2 separate regions of the Homo sapiens genome follow, and region 2 is linked to region 1. Evidence: chromatin loops called from intact Hi-C (ENCODE). Cell type or tissue: MCF 10A. All regions are shown on one strand. Links, peaks and the distances in the headings refer to the core of each region. The heading gives the core; the rest is flanking DNA. Region 1 overlaps FBN2 (fibrillin 2). Region 2 overlaps FBN2 (fibrillin 2).

What was found. Peaks named below come from ENCODE experiments on the same cell type or tissue, not always from the same donor. Only the 100,000 strongest peaks of a DNase experiment are listed, where the experiment ranks them.
Region 2: it touches region 1 in a loop (2.2-fold over the local background); 3 of 110 quality-filtered maps call a loop at or near these places.

The regions. Positions count from the first base shown.
Region 1 is chr5:128,346,966-128,352,350 of GRCh38, forward strand. FBN2 (fibrillin 2) reads right to left here. Exons shown (of 65, transcript NM_001999.4): 21 at 3,903-4,040; 22 at 2,990-3,040; 23 at 2,382-2,507. Among named protein-coding and RNA genes, the nearest start is that of FBN2, 190 kb to the right of the region's middle. In MCF 10A, for the core only: no CTCF peak of the experiment used is centred there; a DNase peak (open chromatin) is centred at 2,456.
Region 2 is chr5:128,496,775-128,502,159 of GRCh38, forward strand. All of the region lies in intron 5 of FBN2 (fibrillin 2), which reads right to left. Among named protein-coding and RNA genes, the nearest start is that of FBN2, 39 kb to the right of the region's middle. In MCF 10A, for the core only: a CTCF peak has its summit at 2,268 (motif pointing left); a DNase peak (open chromatin) is centred at 2,277.

The DNA of each region.
Region 1 (5,385 bases), core at 238-5,237:
GCTTTGCCAGTGTGAAGTGTGATAGTAATCCAGCGTCTCATTATCACAGGGCTCTGAGGGGCTAGTCTCCTTATAGCTGGTTCCGTCCCATATGTCAGCAGCTAAGTAAGAATCTTCTCAAGATGTGAAAGTCTTATATAAGTACAGGTGGCCTAAGAACTCTGGCCTGAGTCATACTGTGAGGTTACTGAAGAAACCTGCTCAAGAAGCTCAAGACAAACTAAAAATGTACCATTTCATAGCTTATTGGAATAAACTAGGGTGAGAGGGGAAAGGCATCTGAACTATGCATGTAAAAAGTTATAACAGCCAGGAAGAGCAATCCTGTCTTTAATACTGAGACCTCTATGGATGTTTATATCGGCAATTAAAAGTCAGCACACTACTGAGAACTCTATATTTATATCAGGAATTAAACGTCAGTACACTGGCCACATAAGGCCTATCAATGCTGCGATTGTCCTTGCATGGAAATTAAAATATGAATTTGGAAACCTTTGGATGGTCCATGTTCTCTGAAGTTTGCTGCAGTCCCCACTGCTCCCTGTTGTCGCGTCACTCATTTATATGTTACATGCTTGGCTCCTGCAAGCATCTGAGTTTGGGATCCCTGATTCAGATGAGGTTCTATCAGAGCATTTACCAAAACTTTAGTTCTCAGAATACTTTACATTTTCATGTGCCAGTTGCTTCTTGAAACTTTCTCACATCCCCAGACAGAATTAATTAATATAGCATAATTCAAGTGGTGACAAAAGCATTTAAGCAAAGTACAAGGATGAAGAATCCAATATATCATCTTAGAATATTAAAAAATGCTTTTTTTTTTTTGAGACAGAGCCTCACTCTGTTGCCAAGGCTAGGGTATAGTGGTGCGACCTCGGCTCACTGCAATCTCCACTTCCCAGGTTCAAGCGATTCTCCTGCTTCAGTCCCTCGAGTAGCTGGGATTACAGGCATGCATCACCATGCCCAGCTAATTTTTATATTTTTAGTAGAGACGGGGAGGGGGGGGTTCCCCATGTTGCCCAGGCTGGTCTTGAACTCCTGACCTCAGGTGATCCACCTGTCTCAGCCTCCCAAAGTGCTGGGATTACAGGCGTAAGCCACCACTCCCAGCCATAATTTTGAATAATGTTATTGAAAATTTATTTTGCTGAGTAATAATTTACAATCAATGATATATCTTCATATATTATAGCATTTCATTATAGAAGGTAACTTGATTTCATTAGTCATTTGGCCATACTGATATTATTATTTTTGACATTTTCTTTTTTTAAAATTTCGATAGTTTTGGGGGAATATTTTGTCATTTTCAAATGATACTTATTTCTAAACATTGTAGATCACTTAAAGATAATTTTTAAAATATTTAAAAATCTGAAAGACATTTTCTTTATTTTTGTACTTTGGATATTATGTTTTCTAAATAATTTTGTATGATTTTACAGTCATGCTTCCAATCCAGATTTAAATGTGCTATCAAAAACTGAGTTAAAAATGAAATCTGTTTTAATTATAATAACTGTATGGTATTGCAAACTTTTTTCTTACAGTAAATTTTAAAAATCACTGATATGTAAATACTTTAAAGGTGATTGCATACACCACCACTATTATTTATGCTTTGTCTACATGTCTAAATTTCAAATACAAATCTATGTAAAGTTCTTTTATAAACTAAAAATTTACTGTTCCATAGCTTATTGGGGGAAAAAAAATCTCTGTAGGTAAATGAAAAATTATTGTTACATACAATGAAAATTAATAGAAATTTCTTTTTCAATCATGAAATTCAAGTTCAAACATGACACTAATAAAGAAAAAGGTCAAATCACTATTCCTATAATATGCTGTTGAAAGAAAGAGATTCATCACTACAGATCTTTAAAAAATAAACTATTAAGAAAACTTAAACTCTAATAGCAATAAAGGAAGGACCAGGATCAGTGAATGATTTCAAGCAGAAGCAACATATCTTTGCTCTTGACTTTCCCCACTGTCTTCAGGGTGTAGCTGCAATGAGCTGACAAATGTAAACTTTTAAAATCCTAGTCTCCAACTTTCCTGCTGTGTTCAACATATTCTTACTCTATTAACTCAGTGTGAAAGACTGAACCTGTCTAAATTATCTGGTTAAAGAAATGGAAGATTTTGAGATAGATTTTTGAGCAGTCCCAACTTTTGGCATGAAACAGAAACAATTTCGCATAAATACATTCACTTTTAAAACAGCCTCTAGTGATTTCCCCCTAAATATCTCATTTAAAGCAAGTTTTCTCAAGTACAAACTCTTGTGGTTTTGGACTAGCCACTGCTTAAACAAGGAAATTCATGGCTTGTTTTATACATAGAATACATGAGGGTGTGAATCTTACCCAAACATACACGGCCAGTCCCATCCAACGTAAGGCCTTCAGGGCACTCGCAATGAAAAGATCCCTTACTGTTGACACAGCGTCCATTTGGACAAACGCCAGGGAACACCTCACACTCATTAACATCTGCAGGGAAATGCAGCAAGCAGAGGAGCAAAGATGTTACAAATAGAAAAAGCAGGTGTGGTCCTACTTCCTGTATAGCATTTTCAATCCACATTCAATACAATGTGGATTATTACTTGAGTTAAACAGAAATATTCCACAACCGAGCCACCCGCTTTCCTAGGTACCAGCTGTGAAAATTACCACAGCCTTGCCTGTCCATAAAACATGGCCCAGACATGTGCCTTTCCCAGCTGTTCTGGGCCTTAAAGGCTAGCGATGTCTTCATGAAATTTACACAACTCCATAAAGAGGAGAAACGGGAAACTCTAAGCTCTTTCCTAAGAGAATTATGCTAAAGCATTTGTTGATTACATCGAGTATTTTTATTGAAATGTCAAGGTTTTTGAAAATGATAAATATCTCCAAAGTTTGAGAGTGAATGTTAATTTTACTTACTGCTCAAAAGATGTATAGTATCTTCCAAGGAAGGATACACTCACCTTCACACGTAACACCTTTAATCCTGGCAAGCCCTCTTGGGCAAGCTGTATCTGTAACAACAACAGGACAAATTTTACTTCATTATAGAATAAAATACAACCATGGTATGCTCAAGAAGAAGTATAATGAAATCTAAATGGAACTAAATAAAAAATGCAAGGCAGGGTCTTAGGGTCCAAGGACATCATTGTCCCCTCTTCATTCAGTAGGGCACATGACTTTCTGTGGTAACTCCATTGGTATTGACCTGTATTGAGATTCTCATAATTTTTCCTACAATTTCTTTTTGCTGTCACATTGACAACTGAGTTAAAAGTAAACAGGTCAGGCGCGGTGGCTCACGCCTGTAATCCCAGCACTTTGGGAGGGTGGATTACTTGAAGTCAGGAGTTGGAGACCCATCTGACCAACATGGTGAAACCCCGTCTCTACTAAAAATACAAAAATTAGCTGGGCATGGTGGCGGGCACCTCTAGTCCCAGCTACTCGGGAAGCTGAGGCAGGAGAATCGCTTGAACCCGGGAGGTGGAGGTTGCAATGAGCTGAGGTCACGCCACTGCACTCCAGCCTGGTGACAGAGCGAGACTCCGTCTCAAAAAAATAAAAGTAAACAAAAGATTTGAGGAAAACAGCCACCACGCAAACAAGGATACCAGAGGATACAGTCATCTAGCAGATAGATTCTAGCTGATTCCCTTCCATGTTAAAATATTTAGAAGGCCTGCTTATGTACCAGGATAAAACAAATACACATTTTAAGAGGTAAAAAACATTAGCCAGGAAAGATAACATTTTAGCAAAAGTAAATGATCTCTGACCTTCTTCACTAAGGAACTGCGTAGTGAAAGAGGTGTCCTAGTGGCAGGAGAAGTTTCCAAGGAGAAGCCCAGAAGCTCCCAATAAGGCTCCTACCTAGTTCACACCGCTCACAGGGGCTCCCCCAGGCGGCTCCGAGGGTGGCACAGCATTCAGATTTCAGAGTGGCTCCATTAATATTCACCTCACAGCGGCTGTCCTGGATGTTGAGCCAACAGGTCCCCTTCAGGCTGTCTGAAAAGGAACAGGAAAGGTTGGGGAGCTCTTACCTCTGAAGAAAATAGAATTCAGCTGTGTACACAAAAGGCATTTGTTACAGTATTCTAAAAAAGAAAGATTACTGGCTCACGCCTGTAATCCCAGCACTTTGGGAGGCTGAGGAGGAAGGATCATTTGAGCCCAGGAGTTCGATACCAGCCTGGGAAAATAGCAAAACCCCATCTCCACCAGAGGAAAAAAAAAAAAAAGAATACTTTAAAAGTTTTAATAGTGGGGCTGGGTGCAGTGGCTCACGCCTGTAATCCCAGCACTTTGGGAGGCCGAGGCAGGTGGATCACCTGAGGTCAGAAGTTCAAGACCAGCCTGGTCAACATGGTGAAACCCCGTCTCTACTAAATATACAAAAATTAGCCAGGCTTGGTGGCAGGTGTCTGTAATCCCAGCTACTCGGGAGGCTGAGGCAGGAGAATCGCTTGAACGCAGGAGGCAGAGGTTGCAGTGAGCCAAGATTGTGCCATTGCACTCCAGCCTAGGCAACAAGAGTGAAACTTCGTCTCAAAAAAAAAAAAGAAAAAATTTTAATAGCATATACTTTGAAAATACTTTCATGTACCTGCATTCAAATATGGTATATTACATATATGTAAATAAAATATTATACTATGTATCTCTCTCACATAATATGGTAATTAATATAATTATATCTATTGATATTCTAAGAGGAGTTGTCCAAGATTTTATGCTGGTACTCAGAAACACAGTGCATTGCCATGTTGCCCAGGTTGGTCTGGTTTGGAACTCCAGGCCTCAAGCAATCCTTCCACTTCAGCCTCCCAAAGTGTTAGGATTACAGGCATGAGCCAGTGCGCCCCGCCCTTCTTTTTTTTTTTCTTTTAACATACTATAACAACATGATAAGACCATCACTTGTGTGAAAAGTATTCATAAGATATATCCTTAATGACAAATGCTTTGATATTTAAGATTTTATCGTATAAAATCCTTTTCCTTCTACCTTAAGTCCCTACTAAATAAATCACACACAATGTATGTTCTGTTATGCAAAGGCCAATATTTCTCCAGCTGAAGATAATTATTTGATGAATAATTTAAAAGAAAAAGCCCTATAAAACGAAGAAGGAATAAACATCACTTATAAAACCCTCACTAATGCATTCCCAGGGCTAATATCTGATGTATTTTCTTTCAGGCACTTAAAAAATGTGTGTATGTGTGTGTGTAGATTTATCTCTAGTTCAAAAAGTAAATCATACTTATGGTAAACAATTTGAAGAAATAGAGAAGTATGAGGAAGATGTAAAAATCACCTGTAACCCTCTAGAGATAACCATTCCTAACG
Region 2 (5,385 bases), core at 314-5,313, 150 kb after region 1:
AAAAATATATTTAATATATAATACATGTAAAATCCTAAATTATCCATTGAAGACTATTAGAATTAACAAGTTCTGCAAGATTGCAAGATACAACATCAATACACAAAACTCAACTGCATTACTGTACACTGGAAATAAATGTTTCAAAAATAAAACTGAAACAACTCTATTACAATAGCACTAAAAAGAATAAAATAGAAATAAATTTGACAAAAGAAGTACGAAACTATACTCTGAAATGTATAAAACATTGTTGAAATAAATGTTTAAAAATATAAATGAAAAGATATTCCATGAAAGAAAGAAATAGAAAAAGAACAAATTGAACAATGATTTAAGACTGAAGGATATCCTTTCCTAAGTGTCTTCAACAGATGGGAGTGAGGTACAGAAATAGGTTCCTTGTTTTGAGTTATAATGAAGGGCAGCCTGATGACATGTCAACACCTGGAATACCAAACACCAGACTTAGGAAAACTTAACAATGACACATGTGGATGTACCATGGATGAGTACACACCAGAAATCCTAGATCCTCAGAGATTTGTGGATTACACTTTCTTGGGCCACTTTGAACTATGAGCTGAATTTCTAGGATCTGGTTTGATAATCATCACAAATCTAATCCCAAATGGATGAGGAACAAAATAGTGGGGGCAACAAGTCCACTTCAAACTTGTACAAAGTGGTTAAGTAATTTTAGGGATTTGCTTTGTTGTCATCGTAACACTCAAGAAAGTGGCCTGAACCATCCAGAACCAGCACGTAAAAGGAAAGGCATACTGCAGTCTCCAGGCACAGGTAATTCAAAGTATAGTCGATCTAGACTTCTATGTTTTATCATGACAAATTTCTGGCAATAAAGTGTTTTTAAAAGGGGGTGTTTTTTCTAGTTCACAGTGATGTCTCTGAGCTAGTGGAAGAGGTGGAGCCATATTTCAATATTCCTGGTAACGTGATAGTTAAAATAATTAACACAAAATCTCCAAACAGTTTTAACTGAATGATTAGGAGAGTTTGTTTCATAATTCTAGTTAAGTAACAGAAAAAAATTATTAGCCATTTGTATCATGCAATGTACCAAATTCTTTATATATGCCAGAACATACTTAGTGAAATAACTCCCAATTTAGAACCCCTCATGCCTCAACCAATTTATCCCTTTCTGACACCCACCTGAAACTAGGAAAAGGAAAAGCAAAAGCAAAAGGAAGCCCAACCCCTCTGTCCTGAGGAGGACTGTGAGACATCAGAGGGAGGCAGGAGAGAGGCATGGCAGAGCCCAGAGTTGGACCAGTGTGTCAGACACATTACTGGGAATGCAGAGGGCAGAGCACATTTGCTTCCTTTGGGGACTCCAGAAAGAGATGACCATTCAAACCCAAACCATTCTGAAGGTTGACACCATCAAAGTGATTCTTGCATGGCCCCACAGGGACCTGGAAGTTACTGAAGAGTCTGGCTAGGGCTTATGCAAAATCTCATATATTTTCTTGTTCATACATAACAGCCAATGGAAGCAAAAATCTCCAACATCTCACCAGTCACGGGATAATTAATGAATATAGCACTTTCCACTGGGATTTCCCAAAGTACCTTCCTCACTCCTCCAACTCCTTCTCCATTATCTGCTCAGCTGTTCTTTGATCTTGTCTAGTTCAGCTCTAGGTTTTTATCCTCAAGTGCTCTGTGCCTGAAAAAATGGACCTTGGTATTCCCTAGCACCAACCAAGCCCTCAAACTGTCTTTTTATCAAACGACTCTTCAGACACCACCTCCTTCACAAATTATTTATATTTTTACAAGAGAGAGCTCAAGTTCCTCTGGCTTCACTCAAATGCAGGGAAATAAACTATACTTATTTATAGCTTTGTAGAGTCATAAACAATAGAAAATACATAACTGTGAAATAAGAAATGAATACTTATGAATGTCAGTAATTATTCTAAAAAGAGAAGTATTATATAAGTAGTACTTAAAAAGTGTGCAGGGTTACATTCCTTTATATATTTCACTATGATCTCTACAATCTTACTATAATCTACAAATCTATAATGTAATAACTGATTAAGATACAGATTTAGTTTTAGCAAGATTTGTCATTAATTTCCTTCAAACGAGTAGGATTTTCCTTTTTAAAAAACTAGATAAAGCTTCCCATTCATTTACAAGTCATTCTACATATTATTTTTAAAGTTTATTTGGGTTATTTCTTAGTTTACCACATAGTAACCAAGCCAAGATTCGAAGCTATTATAAACATTCTTGGCTCAATTTTGCCCCCTGCAGGGAGTATGTACTTCTTACATTGGGATTTAAAAGTATGAGAGATGGAGAAAACCTTAACATAAAGTTGACTATTCCAAATCCAGCGTTGCCTCATCAGAGAGAGGCAAAATCTATTCTGGTAACAGAATTTTAAGACATTATAAATCTTTCAAAATAATCTAGTAGTAAATTATACCCAGAGTGGCTTCATTTTAGGCACTATTCAATGTGAAAATTGAATTATTGGATAAAATATTAGAGATATTTTAATAAATGATTTCTTAAGCCTAGCTAATTATAAAAATGCCCTGGGGTACTTTGTAAGGGCCTCATGCTATACCAATGTTTCACAAACTTCACCTTATAGCACAATTACTTCGCGGGCTTTAAAAAATGCTAATGTTTGGCCATGGGTCCTATGGCTCCAGAGATTCTTATGTAATTGATAGGGGATGAAGCCTGAGTGCCGAGATTTTTAAAAACTCCCTGGTGATGATAATAAGCAACAATGGTTGCAAATCACTGTATTCAGAGTACTGAATTTGAATCTCCAAGGAACAGATGTGGGAATCAATACTGTTGACAAAAATACTCTGGTGATTCTTATGACCAAGCAAGATGAGTAAACACTGATCTAGCCCAATGTCCTCATTTTTCAAACAAGAAATTACTTGTAAATTGACACGCTCAAGAACACAGTAATCTGTTAAATTCTAACTAAACTCTCTACTGTGACATTCAGAACTTAATTCTTTTTTTTTTTAAGATGAAAACCATCTTGTTCAAGATTTGGAATGTACTTTGTGTGCTATTTCTAAATCAGATGAAGACATTCACAAACATAAGGCTTTGCCCATATGCAAAAAGTTTGCATGCATTAAACCACGACATTAAGTATGGTCATGGGAAACACAGTCTTTAATTCGCAGAAGATGAGGCACCCACAGAATTAACGTTTCTTGATTGAGTAATATGCACTTAATAAAGTGCAACAATATTAGTCTTAAATGTCAGCTGCAGTATCACAAACTATATCATCTTCGATTGGAAGCCCCTCCTCCTGGCTTTCTGTGTGACTTTAGATAGATTTCAGGTCAAAAACTTTTTAAATGTGATAAAAAAAATTCCTGGAAAATACAGTAGAGTAAAACCATATCACAGAGTCTCCCTTTCCCACAGCTAATATCAACAACAACAACAACAACAACAACAACAACAAAGGTCAAATGAAACTAACAACACTTTTACTGTCAGCAGCTAAAGAAGAAATATGCCCAAATTCCTGACATGTTTGAAAAACAACAGACAAGGAATGAAACGGAAGAGTGTCATAACCCCTCTTCCCTCAAATGATATAGGGAATGAAAATGATGAGACTCTGACAATTCTTTTTTTTTTTTTTTTTTTTTTTTTTTTTTCAGACAGGGTCTCGCTCTTCCACCCAGGCCGGACTGCTGTGGCGCGATCTCGGCCCACTGCAAGCTCCGCCTCCCGGGTTCACGCCATTCTCCCGCCTCAGCCTCTCTCGAGTAGCTGGGACTACAGGCGCCTGCCACCGCACCCGGCTAATTTTTTGTATTTTTAGTAAAGACGGAGTTTCACCATGTTAGCCAGGATGGTCTCGATCTCCTGACCTCGTGATCCGCCTGCCTCGGCCTCCTAAAGTGCTGGGATTACAGGCGTGAGCCATCGCGCCCGGCCGAAATCTGACTATTCCTTCTGAAGAGCTGAGTTCGTCTTTAGCTTATGGATAAATTAGTTAAAAATTATAGGACTAAAATCCCTACCTACCCACATAACATCGCATTCGAAGAAAAAACAAAAACAAAAACAAAAATAAAAAAACAGAAAGGCCCAGTCATTGTGATCTCTACCAGATGGGAGAAAACTGGACAGTGAAGACAGAATTATATCATCACACAGGGTTAGTTATCCTCAGCATTAAGCACAAAGAACATAAGAACAAAGGATTCTCAGGGAGCAGCAGGCTGGGGTGAAGCCCCTTACAATCACAATAAGGAAGACAGACTAATGCTGAGGAATGATGAGACAAATACAGAAAACTAACACCAAGCAAGATTTTCTGATAGCAATGGTGCATCAGGTCCTGTAGCTGAAATGGGAGCAATCATTCAAATTTCAGGGATATCCTCTTTGAAAAAGAATACTTCCATGACAAGAGGGAGTGATCCTGACACAAAATATGTGAAGAATAACCTGAGAAAGTACAGAGCTCAGATCCTTTCATCACTGCTGCCCAAATCCCAGCTGTGCTCTTCCTTTCCTCATAGGGGCTCAGAACATAATGCACTTGAAATACCTGGCTCTCAAACAGGAGCTAGGGAAGGAAAACAATCCCTAGGTAATTCTGAAAGGGAGAAAAGAAAAATTCATCTATACCAAATTAATGCAAAAGCCCATTTCAAGGAAGCAGAAGACAGAAAGAAATGGGTCGGGAACTATGTACCATACTATAATTTTTTCCTAATACACAAAGCAGATTAAGAAAAGAATACTGCATTGTAGGAAAAAATAATGAGAAAACAAAAGAAAATTATGCATGATTTCTTTGTATTACAAAGCTATTTGTTAATAAATATATAAGGAAATGAATTCAGTAACAAAAGGGCTAAATAAAGTCTAAATGATCAAACAAAACAGTGAAATAAAAGAGAAACTTCTAAATAAACTAAAAACAAAGTAAGATATCTTATATGATTATAAAACCATTACACTAATTGGCAAAAACAACAGAACAGACACTGCTAAAAAGAATTACTGATAAAGATCAAAAGAAGTAAAGAGTGGATAAAAGATCAAAAGTCTAAAAAAAGAAATCAATATACTTGAAGTAGAGAACCTAAAAATGGAGAAAAATGACTCGAAGACACAACAGAACATTTCTCCAAAATTAAGGAAGAAGACTATCATTCCAAATCAAATGATCACATGCTTTTCACTAAAACTAGTACAGAAAAAAATATATACATGATTATAAAGTAAAAACCCTTTGGGTATCCAGGAAAAAACAGCAAGTGACTTAGGAGAAGAAAGATCAGGCTAGAGTCAGACTTCTTCATAGCACACACAATGCCAGAAAACAATTGGATCCTATCT